Regions from separate parts of the Mus musculus genome. Here region 2 is linked to region 1. A link is a loop called in an ENCODE intact Hi-C map of the cell type or tissue named here. Cell type or tissue: left cerebral cortex. All regions are shown on one strand. Each heading gives the region's core, and the rest is flanking DNA. Links, peaks and the distances in the headings are about the cores only. Region 1 holds the start of St7 (suppression of tumorigenicity 7). Region 2 holds the start of Capza2 (capping protein (actin filament) muscle Z-line, alpha 2).

Region 1 (8,333 bases), core at 237-8,236:
GAGCAGAAAGGTGTAACACCTCTCCACACCCACTGTAAGGGCCGCAGCCAACACTCCCATATATCAGGATGCAAAAGAAAAAGCATGATAAATGAAGCCTGAAAGAATTTGAGAAACCTCTTTTCGTTCAGGTAATAACGTGAAGGTGACAGGCTGAGGGGAAAGGTCTCGCAAAGCCGGCATGTCCACATTCTTGGCCTCTCCCTAACATTCTTTCTTCTGGAGGTTTTTGAGGTAGAGTGTCCTGGAATGAGGGGCTTCAAAGGAGGAGGGGGAAGGGAGAAAAGATCGAGCTTTCCATGTTTTATAGTTTAGTCTGAGGGAGATGCATTCTGATTTCTACAATGCACCTTGAAGTAGGGGAATTTTGGTTTCCGGGAACTGGCTTTGCTTTGGGGGACACACAAGGTATGAAAAAAGGACAGGAGCTCAGAGACACCTTGCTTCTGAGGCCTTTCCAATTCCCTTCCATTCAAGGCAGCCAGCACGCCAGCACAAGGTGTCCCATTTTGAGGTAATGCATTCTGAGCTTAATCATGAGCAATATAAAAATTATAATAAGGTAAGCTGTTCAGTGATGAATTTTAATGTCTTGGTTATAGTTGGGAAAGTCTGCGTTTGCTTCATTTAACATTGAATACATTAAAAGTCAAGAAACAGACTCGGAGCTAGCACCTAAAGCCTTGTGTAAAATATACTATTTTATTTAACCGTGGGAAAATGTTCATAATGTGGTTTTATTTTTATTCATTTTTCATTAGGTTCTGATGAAGTACGCCAAAGTTAAACTAGGGAATTGCTTATATGTTAAAAACAAAAACAAAACGAGTAAAGACTTGTTTGAATGGCGATCACTTGGAAAATAGGAAGAAAAAGAAATACGTATGTTGTCAGTTTCTCTGGAAAACCCTTCACCGTGCTGTTTGGGAAAAACAAAACAAATAGCAGAAGCTAGTACAAAGGGAACCAAAATTTCTCTTCAGGCCTAATGAGCAGGAGTGCATCTCTTCTAGCTCGTCTGGATTTCATTGATACCTTTAAGCCCCAGTCCTGGGAGACACAGCTTTAAGACTCCTGGAAACCTTGTTTACGTCCTGGAAATCTTGATTGCAACCGAATTCTGACTCCACTTTAAGGTAGACCTAGGAACGCTTTGGGCCTCAGTTTCCCTCCGTCTATCACCCCAGGACCTGGCAACTGTTGCAGGCTCCCCCCCCAGACATTACAAAGTGTGTGGAGCACGCCCGGCTCTCGGAAGCGCTCTACACCCGCGAGCTGTTACGTCAGTGGGTCCCTCGGCGGCGCCCGGGCTGTCCTCCTAAAATACTAGTACAAGAAGTATAAATGGCCCGGGAGAGTGCAGGGACCGGGCCCACGTGACCGCTCCACGAAGGCCACCGGCGGGGGCTCGGAGCGCAGGCCGCGCGCTTTCCCGCCGCATCCGGGCGCCGGGCGAGCTCCGGGGACGCCGGGCCCTGGCGGCGGCGGCGGCTCGAGCCGTGCCTCGGGCGGGTGAATCATCCCGGCCGACAGCGAGCGCCGCGGCGGCCCGTAGCAGCGCCGGAAGATGGCCGAGGCGGGCGCGGGCTTCCTGGAGCAGCTCAAGTCCTGCATCGTGTGGTCGTGGACCTATCTGTGGACCGTGTGGTTCTTCCTCGTGCTCTTCCTGGTCTACATCCTGAGGGTGCCCCTGAGGATCAACGACAACCTGAGCACAGGTCAGGCCCGGCCCGGCCCGGCCCGGCTCCGCTCGGCCGCCCCTCCCCCGCCCCGGGAAAGTTAGTGCAAAGTCGCGCGGCGGGGTCGCGGCCGGCGGGGACGCGCGCTCCGGGACGCGCCGCCTCAGGTGGCCGCCGCAGCCCCGCGGCCTTCGCGAGTCCCACCCCCACCCCCGCGCGCGGAGTGTCCCCTTCCGTCCCCGCGGGTCCCCGCCGAGCCCCGGGAGCTCGCGAGTCTCGCCGGCGCTCGAGCGTCCGAACCGCGCCGAGGAGGCATGTCCTGCTCCCGGCTGCGCCGCCAGGGCCCACGCATGGCTCGGGCCGAGGGCGCGCGCGAGTGGAGAGAGAGCCTTGTCCCGGAGGGTGTCGCTGTGGTGTGGACGGGGAGGGCATGTCCGTAGGTCCCTCTAGGAGCGTGGATGACGTGTCAGGTCACCCAACGGAATGTCGAGGGGACACGCGGACCGCGCGCGGGGAATCTGGAATGTCTGACGTCCCCAGCTGAAGTTGTCCTGTTCTCGGCTGAGCCCTCTCTAAAGCGCGCGGGGCTAAACAAGTGTGCATGTATGTGGTGACTGTGGTCCTGATAAACTTGCAGCAGGCCACCCCAGATGTTAAAAACCAAGGAGGGCAAACTTAGGCTAAGGACACCCCAGAGACAATTCAGAAACAAAATGCACGTTGAAGGAAGGCTTACAGCCCTTTGAGTCTGCAAATTTTATTGCACACTACGCTGGGAAGTCTTTACAGTTCTGACTTATTTACAGACATAGATACACATTCACATATATCTGTCTTCTGTTATTTTAATTTGCATTGTCTACAATACCAAGGTTGGAAATGAATTTCCCATGACCATAACTGGAAATGGAGGACCAGTGGGAAGTGGACCCTTTTAGATGCTTGCCACAATGTACTCATTTTGTTTAACATTATAAACCTCCTTTAATGTGAACCTGTTGCTGACTATGTTTGTTTCATAGTATCCTTTGGATGGTCTTTTTGGGAGGCAGACAGAATTCTGCACATAGAATCAGCTCATCCTAATGTAGAGGATGCTAAGCTGTTTGGCTCTGATTATTCCGAAGATCCCACCTTTTTTTTTTTTTTAATCTGTTAGCGTGACTGCTTGTCACATTGTAATATTGTGTTCCTTGCCTTAGGACAGACATTCTCAACCTGTGGGTCATGACCCATTTGGAGCTTGCATATCAGATATCCTTGCATGTCAGATATATACATTATGAGTAGCAAAATCACAATTACAAAGTAGCGAGAAAAAAGAAAATAGTTTTATGGTTGGTGGGTCACCTCAACGTAAATTTAGAAGGTTTAGAACAACTGCTTTAGGGTAAGGCTTTTTCCTTGTGACTTTGGTGACTAGAGAATAGATTCTAGTCTCAAAGACCCGTCCTTTAAACAAATTTGAATCTTTATTATCTATTTATAGGAAGGTACTTCCAAATTTTTTTCCTTCCAGAAAATTTGTTGTAGAATTTTTAAAATCTTGAATTTTGCATAATATAGTTATATTTATTTCAGAACACGTCTCTATTTCTCATTTCCTTAAAGTAGGTTAAATAGTCATCCAAACAGAATTATATGCAAGGCACAGAGGCCACACGCTAACACTTTAGACAGGACAGACAGGAAGGATTAAGAAGAGAGATGATTTTTTAGGAAGAGAGTTGGGATCTCCCCCAGCCCCAAGCAACACTAGACTTGGCATTTCTCACAGATAGTTTGCACAGGGACCTTTCTAATTGAGATTTTCAGCATTGGATGGGCCAGGCTGTGGCTCGTTCCTTCCTAGGCATCAGGTAGAGGCCCTTTTCTCTGTGGTGCGGGGCCTCAGTTTGTCCTGGAGAGTTTTGTGCATATTCTTGTCATAAAGGGGGATGAAAAGAGAAGCGCGTGGAGGGTTTTCATCTTTCTGCTATTTCTGTGAGAATGTAGTAGATGAGGAAGGGCTTTAGCACTGCTCTTGATATATCCAAGGATGGCGGTGAGCCACCGCAGCCGGGATTAGGTTTTTCAAAAGGCAGTGTGAGACATTGGATGGCATTTTTCTTCCCTTTTAAGAAAAAAGTGAGAAGTTCTTGTAGGAAGACGGCCAGAGACTCCTGTCAACGTATTTCCCTCCTTTTCTTGCCAAATTCTCTTTCCCATGGAAACAACTTTCTATAATGAAAGAACTTGCTGGCTGGCTTGCACAGCTCCAAGTAACTGCCCTCCAGTGGTCAAGCCAGTCTTTGCAGGGAACTCTCTAAATGGGGTCCAGTCCAACCCAACTAACTCTCTCTCTCTCTCTCTCTCTCCCTCCCTCTCCTTCCTCTCCCCTCCTCTTCTCTCCTCTCCCTTACCTACCCTTTCTTTCCCTTTTCGTTGTTTCTGAGATTGGATTTCTTGCTGCCATCTGTCCTAAAACCTACAGAGATAGATCTATCTGCCTCTGCCTCCCAAGTGCTGTGATTAAAGGTGTGCACCACTGTACCTAATTCAACTAATTTTGTTGCTCTTTAACTCTGTGGTGCTCTCTCCTCCTGTGATAAGGCAGAGATGCCATTGGGTTGAGAGCTGCTTTTTAGAGTTGCTGAGGCTGTCGCAGTCCTCCATGCCACTGAAGTAAGGCAGAGGTATGTGGTAACTAGGAGCCATGAAGTCCACAGCTCAAGCCCTGCTGTGCACTATGGGAGTGGACTCTGATTTGCATGCTGTGCACTGTGTTTTGGCTATGTGGCGTGCTCCCCTCGATACTTTTTAAAAAGTAGTTGGTTGTCTTATCTAATACTTCCCAACCGCAGATCCCCCTGCCACCACTCCTCCCTGCTTCTCCCCACCCATGCTCTCCTGGATCCACTCACCTGCTCTCTTCCAGCAGAAGAAAAACAGGTTTCCAAGAGACAGCCACCAGACGAAATACAACGAGACAAGGCAAAAGCCCCGATACCAAATCTGGACAGGGCAACCCAACAGAAGCAAAAGAGTCCCGAGAGCAGACAGAAGAGTCAAAGACACACCTACTCCCACAGTTAGGAGTCCCACAAAAACACCAAGCTAACAGACACAACATATACACAGAGGATCTGATGTAGACACGTGCAGGCCCCACACTTGCTGCTTCAGTCTCTATGAATAGCTCCCATGTGTCCTGCTTAATTGATTCAGTAGGACATGTTCTCCTGGTGTCGTCCATCCACCTCCGACTCCTACAATCTTTCAGCCCCATCTTCCATGAGCTTCCCCTATCTCATAGGGGAGGGACCTGATAGAGATCTCCAATTTCGACTCTCCCTCATAATGTCTGGTTGTGGCTGTCTCTTCATGTGTTCCTATCTGCTGCTGGAGGATGCCTCTCTGATGACGACTGGACAAGAGACCGATGTGTGAATATAGCACAATACCATTAGGAATCATTTCATTTCTTTTTATTTTATTTTATTTTATTTTATTTTATTTTTAAGTCAGTCATGTTTGGTTTTACCCTAGGTCATTGGGCTATCCAGTCTCTGGCTCCTGGCCATCCAAGCAGTGTCTGACATGGGTTTCCTCTCATGGAGTGGGCCTCAAGTTAAATAATGTTTGCCACCCTCACAAAGTCTGCACTACCATTGCCCCAGCACATCTTGAAGGCAGAACTGATTGTTGGACGACGTTTTTGTGGCTGGGTTGGTGTCCACAGTTCTCTTTCAGTAACACAAGCAGCTTGACCTCTCTATGGTAACTGAACTATGTGGATATTATCCTCAGCGATGGGGCTGCACTATTAGCTTTTGGAGAGCAACCCTCTGTCCTAGCATCATCCTGGACTGTTTGGGGATGTACATGGAACCCCATCAGCCAACAACCCCGTCCACAACTGGAGGCCTTGCCTGGCTACAAAAGCTGGCCATTTGCGATTCTATATCTCCCATTCCTGGGAGTCCTCACTAGGATCACCCCTGTGGATTCTGGGAAGATTCTGTTGTACTGGGTTTCCACACTGCCCACCAAATGCTCTCCAATTTCAGCTCTCTCCCACTCTCTTCTCCTTCATCCCATCTCCCCCCACCTGGTCCTCCCCTCTCATGTCTTCACCAGTCCCCAGTCCACTCACAAAATCTATTCTATTTCCCCTTCCCAGGGAGCTCCATGCACTCCCCCTAGGCCCTACCTCTTTACCTAACCTTCCTGGGTCTATGGATTGTAGTTTGGTTACCATTTACTTAATGGCTAATATCCACTTAAATGTGAATACATACCATTTTGTCTTTGTGGGTCTGAGTTACCTCACTTAGGATGTTGTTGTTGTTGTTGTTTTTTCTAGTTTTATCTATTTTCCTGAAGATTTCATGATGTCATTTTAATGGCCAAGTAATATTCCATTGTGGAAATATGCTACATTGTCTTTATCCATTCTTCTGTTGAGGGACATCTAGGTTGCTTCCAGTTTCTGGATATTATGAATTAAGCTAAAATGTACATAACCGAGCAAGTGTCTTTGTGGTAGGATGAAATGTCCTTTGGGTAATGCCCAAGAATGGCATAGCTGGTTATTGAGGTAGATCAATTCCCAATTTTTTCTTAAGATTTATTTATTATTATAAATAAGTACACTGTAGCTGTTTTCAGATGCACCAGCAGAGAGCATCAGATCTCATTATGGGTGGTTGTGAGCCACCATGTGGTTGCTGGGATTTGAACTCAGAACCTTTGGAAGAGCAGTCAGTGCTCTTACCCATTGAGCCATCTCATCAGCCCCCATCAATTCCCAATTTATGAAGCACCTGCCATGTTAATTTCCATAGTGGCTGTATGAGTTTGCACTTCTACCAGCAATGGAGGAGTATTCCCCTTGCTCCATACCCTCGCTAGCATGTGCTGTAACTTGTGTTTTTGATCTTAGTTATCCTGACAGATGTAAGATAGATTCTCAAACTGTTTTAGATTTTCATTTTCCTGATGATAAGGTCTTTGAACATTTCTTTCAGTGTTTATCAGCTATTAGAGATTCCTTTATTGAGAATTCTCTGTTTAGATCTGTACCCTATTTTTAATTGGATTATTTGGTTTGTTGATCTCTAGTTTCTTGAATTTTTTTATGTACTTTGGATATTCATTTGCTATCAGATGTCAAGTTAGTAAAAATATTGTTTTTTATTCTGTAAGCTGTAGCTTTGTCCAATTGATGGTATCCTTTGCCTTATGGAAGCTTTTCAGTTTAATGACATGCCATTTATTAATAGTTGATCTTAGTGCCTGGGATACCTGTGTTCTGTTCACAACGTTCTGTCTCCTGTACTGATGTGCTCAAGGCCTCCTCACTTTCTCTGCCGTCAGGCTCAGTGTGTCTAGTTTTATGTTGAGGGTTTTCATCCATTGGATGTGAGTTCTGTCAAGGGATATAAATATATGGATCTATTTGCATCTTGTACATGCAGACACCCAGTTTAATCAGCATTATTTATTGAAAATGTCTTCTTTTTTTTTCCCTCCCAGGGTATATTTCTGACTTCTTTATCAAAAATTAGGTGTCCCTAGATATGTGAACTTAGGTCTGGGTCTTTTTGTTTGAAGCAATGTGGATTTTGGAAATGTGGAAAGCAGGAATGCTTTAAGTGGGGTTTACTGGGCAGTACTAGCAGAAGCATGGAAGGTGGAGTTTCTGAGGGTGATTTAAACTGTGTAACTGTAGCTCAAGAAATTTCAGAGATTTTATCCGTTATGACCATTGCAAGAAGCATGGCAGCCTGTAGACAGGCATGGTGCTGGAGAAGGAGCTGAGAGTTCTACATCTTGATCTGAAGGCAGCAGCAAGAGAGACTGACTATTCTAAAGGAAGCCAGGAGGATGGTCTTTTCTGCACTGGGCAAAGCTTCAAAGCCCACACTCACAGTGATGTACTTCTTCCAACAAAGACACACCTACTTCAACAAGGCCACACCTCCTAGTAGTGCCAACTTACCATGGGCCAAGCATGATCAAACCACCACATAGACACTGTTTAAATTTGACTTTATCACAGAATATTATTTTCCTCATCTATGGTGATTGAAAGTTTTGTTGGGCATAGTAGTCTGGGCTGGCATCTTTGTTCTCTTAGAGTCTGAAACACATCTGTACAGAATTTTCTGAGTCTTGTTTTTTCAATATTTATTTATTTATTGTTTGTTTTTTGGGGGGTGTGGGGGGATACTGTCTTTAAGGGATTTATTCATTTCCTCCAGTTGTTTGTTTGAATTTTCCTGGATTTCTTTAAGGGATTTTCTTTTTCATTTTCTAAGAACCGCTATCATCTTGATATAGTTAGTTTTTAAGGTCTTTTACTTGTGTGTAGCTATGTTGAAATAGTCAGGGCCTGCTGTGGTAGGATAGCTGAGCTCTCGTGGAGACACAGTGCCCTGGCTGTTACTGGGTGTCCTTATGCTGCATCTAGGCATCTGGGTTTGAGGTGATTAAAGGTCTAAGTGCTGATTTCTGGGTTTTTCTTTGTTGGGTGAGTGTTTTTTTCCTTGGTTTCTGTTTCCTCTCCAGATGTTCAAAGTGTGATGGTTGTATGTTGCCTGTTTTACTGACCTTCTTAGTTGAAGACTGAGTGAGTGCCTCTGGCTTTAGAGGCTGGAATACAATGAAGAG
Region 2 (8,333 bases), core at 243-8,242, 62 kb before region 1:
CATTGTTAAATTCAGTGGTCACAAAACAACAACAACAACAACAAAAAAAACAAAATGGAAATAGGAGTTCACTTGTTGAGAAGAAGAGGTTTGGTGGGAGTGGGGGGGGGAATAAGAAAGGTTAATTAGGTGGTGACAGTTCACATATATACATAGATGGAGATGTCAAAGAATACCACATTTCTTAAAAGGCAGGAATATTTTTAAAGGACGGATAGGGTAAGACAATGGGAGAGAGATAAATAGGAATAAAGTGACATACATGTATGAAATACCATAGGAAAACCCATTACCTTGCATGCTGACTTAATAAATCAACCATTTCCTAAAATAAGTCAGCTCACTTAAAAGTCATTGGAACAAAATATCATGGAAATCATCACATGAACATATCTTTATATTTTGTCTGTCTGATTAAGAATAAGGTTTATACAGGAGTGAGAATCAGCCCAAAGTAAGAAGATATGAAAATACCATAAGGAAACCTATTACTTTGTAAGCTCAAAATAAAAAAGAATTACATAAGTAAAATTAATAAACATGGATATTATATATTTGCACTGTGACCCGCCTTAAGTTTACATTTCAGTCATTAGCTATGTAATGTATCAGACTAAGAAATACATTTAAACAGTTGAATTTGCAAGTTTAAATCTTCTTTTGCCCAGTATTACAGTAGTGTAAATTCTCTCTCTGAGTTGTACTCTTCTAAAACAAGATAACTGGTTTTGTTTGATTTAGAAAGTGTGTGTGTGTGTGTGTGGTGTGTGTGTGTGTGTGTGTGTGTGTGTATGTGTGTTCTGACAACTATTGGTGAAGAACTAACCCAGAAGATCCATAGAGCCAAACTCCCAGGTCTGTGCTTAGCAATCCACTAGTACAAGTTCAATCTTTCCAAACTTCACAGATACTGTGAGGTAAAGGAAGAAAGCCCTGAAGCATGGCAATCATAAAAAGTGTCCTGAGGTTATCTGCTGAGAGTGTTCAGAGTGTCCTTCATAGCTGTTGTCATCAAAAGCAACTCACAACAGGAAAGATTATGAGACTTGATATTCCTCCCTCTAGCCCACAACAATATGTGTGAATAACTCAGTACCCACCCACATGGAACAAAGCGTGTTACAAACAACAGATGAAGTGACCGGAGCACATGACCCTGCATTTTAGGAAAGTATCAGATCTACAGTGGGAGCCACCCCATGAGTGAGCAGCTGCCTTGGTGATTAAGGTCACTCGTAAAGAGAACGCCAGCCATGGAAACATTTTTCAGTTCACTTGAGTCACTGTGGTACTCCCAAAGAAGCAAGAGGAAGGAATTTTGGCAGATGCTACTGCAATTCCTTGGACTGGTTCTCTTGATGATGGGCGTGGCTTTGTGGAGAGACAAAGGACAATTTTGTGGTTTTTTGCTATGTTGAGACTAATGAGTCCAAGCAAAAGTTTTTAAAGTTTCCTATCCCAGGCTGGAGAGACAGCTCAGAGGGTTAAGTGGTTGCTGTACAAATGTGAAGATCTGAATTTGAATTCCCAAATCATGTTAAAACAAAAAAACCCAACCAACTAAACAAACAAGTAAAAACTGGGCATGGCATCATGACTAAAATCCTAGTGCTAGAGACAGTAGATCTGCGCAGTTTCTTGGTCAGCTCCAGGTTCAGTGAGAGTTCCCAACTAAACTAAGGCAGAGAAGCAACTGGAGACATTCCTTCAGCCCTTGGCTTCCATATGACTTACCCAGCAGAGCACGTTCATATACATTCCACTTCTCTCCATGCCCCCAGCACAGACACCCAAGAAAAAATTATTGTCATTAATGATGCTTTACCAATACACCCTTAAAGAAATCTGACCTATCTTTTCATTTGGAATCCATGTTCATGTGTATCATGTTGCTTCATCTCTCCAGGTTAAAACAAAAAATACAGCAAGATTTCACTCATGCTTCAAAAGTTACATTGCCACGAGGTAAAGGTAGGTGGTTTTAATGTTGTTTTGGTTTTATCTTGTTTGTTTGATGTTTTATCAGTGATTGGTGTAATGTTCTCTACCCATGGTATTTATAAAACTGTATCAAAATGATAATAATGCATTGTATAAATATGTTTAAAAGACTCCATTAATATAGATATCAGAGAAACAAACAGAATGGAAAGAAATAAGAATACGTAGGAGTGATAAGCATGCAACTCAGGTTAGTGGTGTTTTCTGGAATGAAAAGAGGGAAAGGGATACAAAAAGAGAGAACTATGGTTTTTTGTTTGTTTGTTTGTTTGTTTTTTGTATGCCTGAAATATTGTGTATCAGTAATTCAAGTAATAAGTGATAATATAAATTTTAATTCTTTCTTGATTTGCCCTAAAGGATCCCTCCCATTAGGGCTTCCCCTCTGTGCTTCATTTGGAACACAAAACATCACTGAAGACTTAAATTTACAGTGGTAGGGGAAATATAGAGTAAAAAAAAAAATCAATTACAGAGTTAGCTAAGTGGCAGCTGAGTAACTTGGGACTCTCTAGGAAAATTGTTTGCTGTCTTGTTCTGGAAGTCACCATTTGTCTACTAGCACAATTTTAAAATTCCCATTCAGGTATGTGAAATGGATCACTGGATATGCCTCCCAACAAAACTTCTCTTCAAGGGCTTTTATGTGCCACACACTAGATATGCCAAAAGCTAATGAAGACATAGGCCATGACCTAGAGGAGCAGAATGGTACTAGGATGATAATATGTGACATCACTAAGACCTATATTAATACCTGGTCCAGATGCTAAGCACACTGCCTGTGATCTCACTAAGTCCACAGGACAGCCTTGTAATGGGAGTATCGGTAATATCCCCAACCACAAATGAAAAGAAATGGAAACAGAGTAAATTAAATCTCTCAAGGCTGGGAGAAGCTGGAAAAAAAATCAGAACTTAGATGTTAATAAGTTATTATTATTAATACCAGGTATTAATTATAGATCTTAATGATGTCACTTATTATCATCATAGTACCATTCTGCTCCTCTAGGTCATGGCCTATGTCTTTATTAGCTTTTGGCATATCTAGTGTGTGGCACATAAAAGCACTTGAAGAGAAGTTTTGTTGGAAGGCATAAAATATGAATGTCTTTGAATGAGGTTATATATGACAAAATATCAAAAGAAATCTTTACACAGGAGTCTAGGAGAAAAAAATATTTCAAGATTCAATGAGGGTTTCTGTTATGTAGCTATAGCCTCAGAATCCAAACACTGCTTCCCAGGAGTCATAGGAAGAGTCAGGGAGTAATGAAATTTACAAGGCTCAAGAAGTAAACCAAACTCACAGAGCTTGTTCTTGCACTCTACACATTATATAGGCAGCTAGATACAGGTGGAGAAAGACTGTCTACAGATCACACCGGCAGCTCTTAGAGTGCTACTCTCATGAGTCATTACCCATGCCGGTGTGGGTATGGCTCTCCTCTCCCCCCCTCCCCCCCCAGTGCAGCTGCCATACTCCTGTGAGTGACCTTTCAACCACACCCCTGTAAACCTCATTCAACTCACTAGTTAGCTAAGCTACACTTGGAGCAAAGGTTTTTAATCTCCAAGGAAACTGCTACACAACAATGGAACCCAGAATTTCGTGTCTATGAAATTAAGTAACCTCTGTTCACAATAAGTTTTACATTTGTTTCTTGGACGGGAGGTGCATGCCACAATGTGTGTGTGTGTGTGTGTGTGTGTGTGTGTGTGTGTGTGTGTGTGTGTTGGAAGGCGACTTAGAGAAGTTGGTTCACTCAATCTACTGGGTGGGTTCTGTGATCAAATTCAGATCATCAGGCTTCGTGGCAAACACTTTTATCTACTGAGCCATCTCACCAGTTTTCATGATAACTAAAATATACAGAGTTTGAGCATATCTACAGGAAATTGAAGAGGGGAGAAAAAGCAGGTCTGGAGAGATGGCTCAGTGGTTAAGAACACTGGCTGCTCTTCCAGAGGACCCAGGTTCAATTCGCAACACCCACATGGTCACTCAATACTGTCTGTAACCCCAGTTCCAGGGGATCTGGCACCCTCACACAGACATACGTGTAGGCAAAACACCAACACTCATTAAAAACATCTTTTACAAAAGCAATCTTAAAAAGACAAGTCTAGGGAGGTTTTGAAAAGCCATGATTAAACCACTAAAAAGTAGAAGAGAGGTGAGTTTGGAAACTAAATAGGAAAATCATGGAAAATTTCATGGGAGTTTGTGAGAGGAGTTGGGGGAAGGGAATGAATAAAGTAAAAATATATTATCTAATATGCTCAAGGAATAAATAAAAGTTATTTTTTAAAAAAAGAGAAAGGAGATAGAAATTCTCATGTTGATAGAACTGTGCAGGGAAACTTTTGCTTATCTCTTGATTATGATGCACCAGAGGCAAGGATACTGGCATGTTTCTTAGTGCAGTCTTGTAACAAGCACTTCTTATTTATACTTGCTGAAGTTTCTTCCAAATACATGTCACTTAAATTCTGCGAATCCCTTTAGCTGTATCAAGAAGGTAGTGTTTAGAGATTACTATAGGGACTATTCGACATTATACATAATTTACTGCTTTTTAAATTGCTATGGGAACCATATGCAAATATCACCAAACCCACGGCTAGAAACATACTCTGACTCAGATTATTGCAAAACATTACAAGATTTTCAATGAGGCTTCTAAAGGGTAGTGCTGCCAGTAAGTTAGCTATGCAACATTCACCAAGAACCCACTGTGTAAGACATAAAATGCTAAGTAAATAGGAGCAACCTTGGTGGGGAAACCCTGAGTCCCAGATACTGTTGAAGAAGGTGCTGTGAACTGGATTGCTGGCATGCCAGAGAAGGCACCTCCATTAAGTTTTATTCTGTGGAGAAAGGGAGAAAGTTCTGACAGTGGAAAGAATGTGGGATGTTGAACAAAATGCCTAGGATTCAGTCGTATTCGAGCTATGTAGCATTGGATAAATTCCTGAGCTTTGGTTTGGACGAACAGTAATACTTACACTTACAATGGCAGGGAGCAATAAATAAAGCAAGGATTTAGGAACTATAAAAGAGGGAACTGATATTGACTTGTAGCTCCTGAGGGGTTTGGTCAGACACTGTTCTTTGTTAACTTGCATGCTGTCTCCACGGGTTTGTCTTCAACTGGACACTTTCAGTTCCCGCACATGTCAGCTTCCTCTTCCTGCTCTCTGCAAACGAACACTTTAGTAAGTCACTTAATGATAGTGTTCTTGGACCCAGATAGCTATTTGAGCTCTTTAGGGTCCTCTTACCTGTCATTTACACACAGCTGTCAGATTGACACCGCTGAGCATGTTCGGTTCATGTCGTGACACTGTCCAAATGCCCTCAAGAGCTTCTCACTTTCTAATTATTGAAGTCTTAACTACTAACTAAACTCTTAGTCCTTGGTAAAAACAAAGTGTGGTTTTCAGACGAGTAGCACTCCTCCTTCCTGGGAGCTTGTAAGAAATATAGATTCTCTGGTTTGCTCAGGCCTGCTGAACTAGCAACTCAATTTTATCAACATTTCCAGCTGCTTCCTGTGTCAGCTTTGACTTCAACCTTCCACCCCCCCCCCTTTTCTTTAACTTGAAGCTTCAGTAGTAGAGTTGCCAGATTTAGCAAATAAAAGTAGGAGACATCCAGTAAAATTTGAAAATAATAAATAATGGTTTTAGAATGCTTTAAATCCTTCATGGGACATTTACCTTAAAAATTGGTTGTATGAAATTGAAATTTCTACTGGATGACCTGTAAGTAGTTTGGACAGCCAGTTCATGAGGGTACAGATCCAAGGCTAACTTAACTTTTTTTTCTTTTTTTTTTACTTTCCAGGAGTACAATGCCTTCCCTAACTCAATGTCTAATTAATAGAGGTGAGCTTAAGAGCATTTTCTTTGGGATTTTTGTTTGTTTGGGTTTTTAAATCTACATTTCTTATTCCTAAGAACTAGCAAAATAGTCTTCCTATCATAAAAGACCAATAAATGTTTTTCGGATGAATAAATGAATATATCAAAAGTAATCTTTCAATTATGGACTGGATTGTGTGTGCCTATTTCAATTAAAACAGTATTTTTCCTAATACTTAAAAATGTTTTAAATTGGTACAGCTTTTCACATTTTAGCTGGCAGCGTTCAGGACTTGGTGGGAACAAAGTCATGGGCTCAGAATGTACTCATCGCCAACCGGGTCCATATGGTCATCGTTGACTAGAGAAGGCACCAGACAGAGCAGGATGACAGAAGATAACCATAGCAATCCCACTTTGGAGGCGCTGCGCACGCGCACAGCGGCGCTCAGGCCGGCGCTCAGGGGGAGGGAGGCGGAGCTCCGGGGGCGCGTGCGCGGCGGCCTAGGCTGAGGAGGCGGAGCTCCCAGGCGTGTGCGCAGTGGCTCGGCTCCCGGGAGGCGGAGCTCCGGGGCGCGTGCGCGGCGGCCTGGGCGGCGGGGCCCCTCCCTTGGCGGGGGCGCGCGGCGCGGAAGACCGCTCGGAAAGGGGGAAGTCAGGTGGCCGCTGCTGCCACCAGCGCCACGGTCTGTCGCCAGAAGGAAGATGGCGGATCTGGAGGAGCAGTTGTCCGATGAGGAGAAGGTAGGTGCCGCGGCGGTGAGGAGCCGGGCGGGCGGGAGGGCGGGAGAGGTGAGTGCCGAGGCGCGAGGGCCGGAGTCTGACCCCGGGCGGGCTCCGGTGGTGGGCCGCACGCCTGCGCTTCCCGAGCGGGGTGCTGCCCGGGCTCCCCGAGGCCGGGCCCCTCCGCTCCTTGTAGGGTGTGTGCTCCGAAAATAGGAAGCGGAGCCCGGCGGCCGCGGGCGGGAGCGGGGGCGGCGGGACCCGGCCCTGGGGGTCCGGGCTCGGGAGCGGCCGACGGCGGAGCGGCGCCGCCTGGCCTGGGGCTTTCGCCGTGAGGCGGGCGGGCGGGGAAGACGGCATAGCCGACCCTCACTTTTTCCTGCAGTTTCTCCTCCCCAACGCGAAGTGCTTCCTGGTTCCCCAGGGTGTTTCCTTCCCTCCGGAGGTCGCCGTCTCCACATCCCGCCCCTTCCCCCCCACCCCCCGCCATCTATTTCTTTTATTAATATTGTCATTACCTTTTTTTTTTTTTTAATTGCTGCTCCCATGTTCCCCGGAAGGCAGTATTGTTCACAAAGACACCCCTCCCTCCCATAGTTATTTTCTGCCCAACTTGGCTGCTTCCCCCTCTTGGGGCAGATTTGGTGACATCCCATCTTCCTGATAGGACCAACTCTGAAGAGGGCGAGCGGGTGCAACTCCTTTTACTGTGTGTTAAATGCTGTGACAGCATTAGGACCAAATGCACGACTCAAGTTCTCACATTTGTGATACGAAATCTGATCATTGAACTAAGGCTCTTGCCCATTTTCTTTGGCGACTGAGGAGACCGCGTACCAAGGGGCAAGTAGTGTGAGGGGGAACGCCATACGTTTTGAGTATTTTCTGGAAAAGACCGGGACGTTTTTTTCAAACTTAGACTTAACTGACATATGAGTGTGCTGCCCTTTGGAAATGTCTGATCTTAGCTTGTTTTTAAGTTCCAAATGAAGTACACCCATGTGGGAAACAGAACTCAGTTCTAGTAGGGTGTTAGAGAAACACTAAGGATATTTTCAGTTGGGACCCTCTCCTTTTATACTGCACCAGAATTAGTGTTCTCTTTCTCTTTGGTTGTTCAGAACTCAGCCTCTTTTATGGTTTTGGAAGTGTTCTGGCTTTCTCGTTTGTGCCCTTGGATGAAATGGTGATAACTTAACAAAATGGGGACAAGCATACCTTACTTTAATTCACAGAATTAGACCCTAAGTCGCTAAAAGTTGCTGTACAGTGTTTACATTTGTAGCATTGAATAGTTTAAAGCTATTTATTGAAAATATACCAGCGCATTACAAGAAAAATAGCGTTTCAGATTCAAAGTTCTTGAAGCGATTTTTTTCATGTTTTGTGTACTTTCATATAATTATTAGGAGGAGCTCAATTGGCTTGGAAGATAGTGAGAAGAGAATTGTTAGGGTGGGAATTAATGTAGATTTGCCATGTTGTTGGAAAGGCCCGGAAATTTCAAAATAAAATGAGAAGATTCCTTGACACCCAGTGTGCTGAGTTTTACAGAGTAGTGTATGAGTTCACCTGCTGGCATAACGTTGGAAACAAATTAATGAGAATTTTAAGCTTAGATTTAGCATCTTTTTGTGACATAGGTAGGAATATTCTGTAGTAACTTCACATACAGATTTTTATAACAGTATTTTCTAATTTAAGAGATCAGTGGTTAAACTTTCTAGTGAAATTTAAAT

The links. Hi-C counts contacts between places; a loop is a spot of excess contacts. Peaks named below come from ENCODE experiments on the same cell type or tissue, not always from the same donor. Only the 100,000 strongest peaks of a DNase experiment are listed, where the experiment ranks them.
Region 2: it touches region 1 in a loop (4-fold over the local background); 7 of 42 quality-filtered maps call a loop at or near these places.

Annotation. Positions count from the first base shown.
Region 1 is chr6:17,692,645-17,700,977 of GRCm38, forward strand. St7 (suppression of tumorigenicity 7) reads left to right here and starts at 1,350. Exons shown (of 16, transcript NM_001289624.1): 1 at 1,350-1,718. The coding sequence starts at 1,568. In left cerebral cortex, for the core only: CTCF peaks have their summits at 1,462, 2,068 and 3,947 (motif pointing left); DNase peaks (open chromatin) are centred at 1,374, 2,172 and 3,856; H3K4me3 peaks cover 1,832 bases; H3K27ac peaks cover 1,330 bases.
Region 2 is chr6:17,630,546-17,638,878 of GRCm38, forward strand. It overlaps Capza2 (capping protein (actin filament) muscle Z-line, alpha 2), which reads left to right and starts at 6,465. Exons shown (of 10, transcript NM_007604.3): 1 at 6,465-6,615. The coding sequence starts at 6,577. In left cerebral cortex, for the core only: no CTCF peak of the experiment used is centred there; DNase peaks (open chromatin) are centred at 4,741, 5,162, 6,413, 6,991 and 1 more place; H3K4me3 peaks cover 2,276 bases; H3K27ac peaks cover 1,784 bases.